Linked DNA regions of Homo sapiens: region 1 is linked to region 2. Evidence: chromatin loops called from intact Hi-C (ENCODE). Cell type or tissue: IMR-90. All regions are shown on one strand. Each heading gives the region's core, and the rest is flanking DNA. Links, peaks and the distances in the headings are about the cores only. Region 1 overlaps COL1A2 (collagen type I alpha 2 chain). Region 2 overlaps COL1A2-AS1 (COL1A2 antisense RNA 1).

Evidence for each region. A loop is a pair of places that touch in the nucleus more often than their neighbours do. Peaks named below come from ENCODE experiments on the same cell type or tissue, not always from the same donor. Only the 100,000 strongest peaks of a DNase experiment are listed, where the experiment ranks them.
Region 1: it touches region 2 in a loop (8-fold over the local background); 1 of 110 quality-filtered maps calls a loop at or near these places.

What each region holds. Positions count from the first base shown.
Region 1 is chr7:94,430,946-94,433,865 of GRCh38, forward strand. It overlaps COL1A2 (collagen type I alpha 2 chain), which reads left to right. Exons shown (of 52, transcript NM_000089.4): 52 at 1-282. Among named protein-coding and RNA genes, the nearest start is that of COL1A2, 38 kb to the left of the region's middle. In IMR-90, for the core only: no CTCF peak of the experiment used is centred there; DNase peaks (open chromatin) are centred at 906 and 1,186; H3K27ac peaks cover 460 bases.
Region 2 is chr7:94,374,227-94,377,146 of GRCh38, forward strand. The region is part of intron 5 of COL1A2-AS1 (COL1A2 antisense RNA 1); the gene reads right to left. Among named protein-coding and RNA genes, the nearest start is that of COL1A2-AS1, 17 kb to the right of the region's middle. In IMR-90, for the core only: no CTCF peak of the experiment used is centred there; DNase peaks (open chromatin) are centred at 165, 1,175 and 1,675; H3K4me3 peaks cover 1,232 bases; H3K27ac peaks cover 2,500 bases.

The sequences.
Region 1 (2,920 bases), core at 223-2,722, 57 kb after region 2:
GTATTGAGTTGTATCGTGTGGTGTATTTTTTAAAAAATTTGATTTAGCATTCATATTTTCCATCTTATTCCCAATTAAAAGTATGCAGATTATTTGCCCAAATCTTCTTCAGATTCAGCATTTGTTCTTTGCCAGTCTCATTTTCATCTTCTTCCATGGTTCCACAGAAGCTTTGTTTCTTGGGCAAGCAGAAAAATTAAATTGTACCTATTTTGTATATGTGAGATGTTTAAATAAATTGTGAAAAAAATGAAATAAAGCATGTTTGGTTTTCCAAAAGAACATATTGAGTAAAATTCCTTGCTTCAATGCTCTTTGCAATATAAATATGCATCTCTACCAGCCATTAGACCAAGTGCCTCTGATTAGATAGAAATTATGCAAAAAGGGCAGTTTGGTGTGGTAGAAAGAGCAGAGAACGAGGACCCAGGAGAGCTGAACTCCAGTTCTGGCTCTGTTCCTTGTGGCTGAGTGACCTTGAAACTCTGAGCCTCTGCATTTCAGTTTCCATAGCTATAATATGAAAAAATTCCTTTTCAGCACTATTAAGCATTTGCCCTACTCAAAATATGTAATATTTAAGCAACATGGCATTTTTGACCTAATTTTACTATAACCAAAGGTCTATAGAAACTTGGTTTATTATATATTAAGCACTTTATAACAGTGGCTGAAAGTTGGTCTATGAGCAATTAATACTATTAACTAAAACAGTTTCAAATATTCAGTAAAAATGCCATACACTTAAATCTGAGGCAACTGAATACAATGCCTGTTAAGAGGTAATGTGTGTGCTGTCAATCAGGATAGACAGTTGTGGATAATAGTACCACGAACACCTACCTGCCAAATCAAGTTCATTTTCCTCCCCTGCACCTTTCAATAACATCTTTAATACACTTAAACATAGTAATGTGTCAAGTAAAATGTTAAGATTCATTTAGAGCTTATTTCCTGTTGCAGAACATAATTGTGATTGTAATATTTGCCTTGTGTTATAAGTCATCTCAAGATTCAATTAGTTTTAAAGGCAAAAGACTGAACATGGTAAAAATGTAATATTAACCTTAAAAAGTTAGCAAGGTCTCCTAATCAAAATGCAGATTCCTGGTCCTCATCTGCCAAATTCAGATTTAGTAAGAAATTGCTATTCTTACGCATCCTGTGAAATTCAGATGTGCACCAATTGAAGGACCACCTGATGAGGTTACTGCCATAGTCCTTTGTAGCTCTAATATTCTGTGTCTGACAAGAAGGAATATATATATCTGACCAAACCATATATAAAGATAACTCCTGGGATCCGAATGCTGGTACTCTCTATAAATTAGTAATTAAAATGACCATGCAAACTTACATGATAAAACAGAAATCTCTGGATCAAATATGAACTATACCCTCAGACTTATAGCAAAAAAAAATAAAACGCATTTATTGAGTACCTGCTAGAGGCAAAAGCCATGCTAAATAATAATAATGACCTTTGTCAAACTGAATCTGAATTAGCAGATTTCCTAAGCCAATGCTCACTTAATAATCACTTAATCATCATCAGTGTGAGACAACTGAAAATAGTCAAATAAATAATGGTACACCTAATGGATTACAATGAGGAAACAAATTATGGTATATCCAGTAAACAATGAGGAAACAAATTACAGTATATCTAATAGATAACGATAGGATGAATAGTGAAATAAATTTTGGTATCCCAATAACATTTATAAGGATGATTTAACAAAAGAAAAACTTCTTAGAATAGAATTTTCAATCTTGAAAATCTAATATTCAAGAACACTGTCATTATAATTAGATATTTTAAATATACATGTAAAAAAATGCTGAGAGTAGGCACATTTGTATAGAAGTTTAAGGATGATTTTTAGGCCTAAAATTTTCAAATTTGCAACAATGTAGCTATATTACATTATTATTTACAACAAATTTACTCTTAAAATATTATGAAAGAAGCAGTCAAAAGTGAAAAGAATCTGGTTCAGGAGTAGCCATCTCCAGGGAAGGAGTGGTCAACCTCCCACCCACCTGTTTCCTGAAGAGAAGGACAAGCCTGGCCTAAGGGTCATCATCCACCATGGACCAGCCATCCTGAGAGAAGCTTGGGAGGGTGTACAAAGCTCTACCAGGCCACAGCATCTTCAGGGAGCTCAGGGAGCTTATAGTGCGGTTCCAGAGGCAGAATAAAATAATGTGTGAACAGAATTTTAAATTACATATCCTCTGAGGATAACAGAAGACACTATTAATTAATTAGAGGGAGTCTCGGGAAATTAACCTTTGTCTCACACAGTAACTGATATTTGGATTGAACTGGCCTCTCTTGATAGAGATCTCATTTCACCTTCAAGCTCTCTGGCTCAATCCTTCTTCTCTGGAAGTCACATATTAAAACAGCCTGGTACTTACCAAGCCAGGAGGTCCACTGTGAGTGTTCCCAGGGCCTAGACTCAAATGTGGACATAGAGCAATAGACTGAAGACTTGGCCCTTCCATGACGAGCCCACTCTTTAGAGGCTGATCACCAGGCCCAAAGCATACTCCTCACAACATTTCTTGACCCTTGGTGGAGTGAAGGTCAGCCACCTCTAACTTGTAGGAGTGTGAAAGGGAAGAAAATTGCACATGAAAGAGAGAAGAAGCAGGTAGCCAAGATCTAGGGAGGGGACATTAATCAAGTCTAGTAAAAAGGGTCATTTAAAATTCTAAAATCAATACAGCTAATGCATTGGCAAAGAGCAAAGATACCTGAGCAATGCTGAATACATTTATTATCTTTAATGCCAAAAGACTTTTTTATGCTATTCCACTTAATATCACTGTAAAGGAAGTTCAGAAATTGGATTATATATAAGAAAAGTTGGAAATGTCATTCTGGGTCAGAACAAAAATCCATCTAGATGAG
Region 2 (2,920 bases), core at 131-2,630:
CTTTTCATTTCTGATTTCCTTCAAGTTCATGAAGAGAAAAATCCCAAGAACTGTACTTTCTATTAAATTGAGAAGAGAGATATGTAATGAGGAAAGAATTTTGTTCAACAATAGCAGCAGTGCCACATAGCTGACCAGCTGGAGCTTTGCCTGGTGGTGGCTCCACCTCCCTCCCTTCCAGAGAGAAGCCAGCGTGGCTCAACCCCTCTCTGTGAGGGTGAGAGACGCCTTCACAGAGGGAGTTTGCCCTCAGCCCTCATCAGAGAAACCAGCCATCCTTTCTGTAGTAGAATGTATGCACTTATAAAACTTTTCTGATCTCTCTCTCTCTGTTTTCCCAACTGCTGCCTTTTAAGTCAGTTTGGTGGCTTTCACATGAGCATTTGAGTGTATTGGGTCCACCCAGGCAATCCTTGGATTTAAATGAGTTGCTTTTTATTTCCTCGGGGACTTAATTTTATTCAAAAGATGAGGGTTACACACTGACGATTTATGTGAGAGAGAGAAAGAGAGAGAGAGAGAAAGGCCATTCTGAGATCAACATTTCAACCTCTCCTTCCTGATTGCTACTTAAATCACTTATTCCAACTTGGGGAGATTGTAATATATAGTTTCTTAATGTGTTTAGTTAAGGACTTCATGAATCATGTGGATTTCTCCTCAACCTAAGTGGTTATTATGCTGACCCAAGGGTGTGCCGTTTTGCGGACACTTCATTTTTGTGTCCCTGTTTATTTGTAGCAAGCAAGCTCAGTTCTGTAAGACATTGATTAGAGGGACAATGGAAGTTGTTATCTACTGTAAGTCGCATTCAGCAAAAAGCTGCCAAGTGGTGTTCACATAATTGAAGAGGTAGAGCTTTCAGACTTGATTGTGATTTTGGGTTTGGGGCTTCCAGTTCTAACTCAGGCTCTCAATAAGGCTAAGACCACTCCTTATCTTGAATTGTTCCTTTTCAGGAACAACACTCTAACAACAAATCTTGGAGATCTCATACAAGTTGTTGCATTTAAAACCTCCTTAACTAGGACAATCTTTTCCTCAGTCTTCCTAAAGCTAACGAGCCCAAGCTGCTTCCTTTGCTTGCTGCTGGATATCAACTTTGCAAGGGATTTTACTAAGCGGAGAGAGGCTATGGGGGATGGTATTGGCAGTGAGTTACTTAGTACAACCCCAGGGCTGGGAGGGAGGGAGATGCTGTGCTTTCTTACCAGCTGTTATACTTCAAGAAGAAACAGGATTTTGTAACCCTTTCCTGGCATACCAGTCTCAAAACAAAGGCCAGACTCAGTTTTGACAAAGATTTTCTTGTGAAAATACACACAACACAACAGTATGAATGCATTCCTATCTAAATATGATTAATAAAATGTGACATTGTTTCTGTGTTTTGGATTTTCACAAGAAAGTGTGAAAACAGAGGCATTAAACAGTGTTGGTCTCATTGACATCCAAATGGCACTACTATTTGCGTCTCCCTCAAGGAAAGCCAGTCTTTTCCACTGAGGAGTAGGGAAAGAAAACACCAATCTGAAAAAGAAAAAGTGGAGGGTTGGACCTCCTCTTGGTTAAAGCCCAGAAGCGTATTCAAATGTGCTTCCCTTAAGAGTTAAGCACAGGCACCTCCCAGGAAATGACAAATGGTCCTACAGCCACAGCTCTGCTAATTTCCCTGCCCCCAATATCCAGACTTCCAGACATCAAATGGTTAGAAAAAGTGTTTAGTTTGAAAAAATTCTTGAGGTTTAGCTTGCCTCACAAATCACATTCTTTTTACCCTTTTCCCCCAGCCCAGTTTAAAAAAAAACAAAACAACAACAAAAAAAAAAAAAAAAAGAAAGGAACATGCCTTGGAATTCTGATGATAGATTTTCATAAAATTGTCCACGTTGCTTGCTGAGGCAAAAAAAAAAAAAAGGAAAGAAAAAAAAGAAAATCTATATAAAGTTACAACTTTTGTAGCTGTTGGTCTTCAATTAGAGATACTTGTCTTCTATTTTTACTTCTTTACATCTTGAATTTTTATTTTATTTTATTTTATTTTTTGATAGAGGGCCTGGGTCTATGTCCCAGGCTGGAATGCAGTGGCATGATCATGGCTCACTGCAGCCTTGACCTCCTTGGGCTCAGGTGATCCTCCCACTTCAGCCCCCTGAGAAGCTGGGTCTATAGACATGTGCCACCACACCCATCTAATCTTTTCACTTTTTATAGAGACAGGGGTCTCACTATGTTGCCCAGACTGGTCTTGAACTCCGGGGCTCAAGTAATCCTCCAGCCTCAGCCTCCCAAAGTGTTGGGATTACACATTTGTGCCACCACACCTAGCCACATCTTGAATTCTTATTGTAGTTTTCATTTTGCAATTTTTTTTCTGACAACCTAACTGCATATTAGCCCTACCCCCATAAAGATATCAACTATTTTCTGAAGCTCAAGGTCTCTGGGTATACCAAAACTCTTAAGTCAGTCTGTGAGCATTTTTTAACCTACAAATGCATGGGGCCCAGCCTCAAAATTTCTCATTCAGGCCCAGCACAGTGGCTTAAGTCTAATCTCAGCACTTTGGGAGGCCAAGGCAGGTGGATCTCTTGAGGCCGGCAGTTCGGGACCAGCCTGGCCAACATAGCAAAACCCTGTCTCTACTAAAGATTAAAAAAATTAACTGGGCATGGTGACACATGTCTGTAATTCAGGTGGCTGAGGCAAGAGAATCACTTGAACCCAGGAGGTGGAAGTTGCAGTGAGCCAAGATTGCACCACTGCACTCCAGCCTAGGCAACAGAGTGAGACTCTGTCTCCAAATAAATAAATAAATAAGTCTCACTCAGTAGTTTGATTTGGGCCTTAGAAAGCATGATTGGTTCCTCCAGTGGTTTAAATGCAGATCTGGGCTTGGAAGACACTGCTGAATAGTATA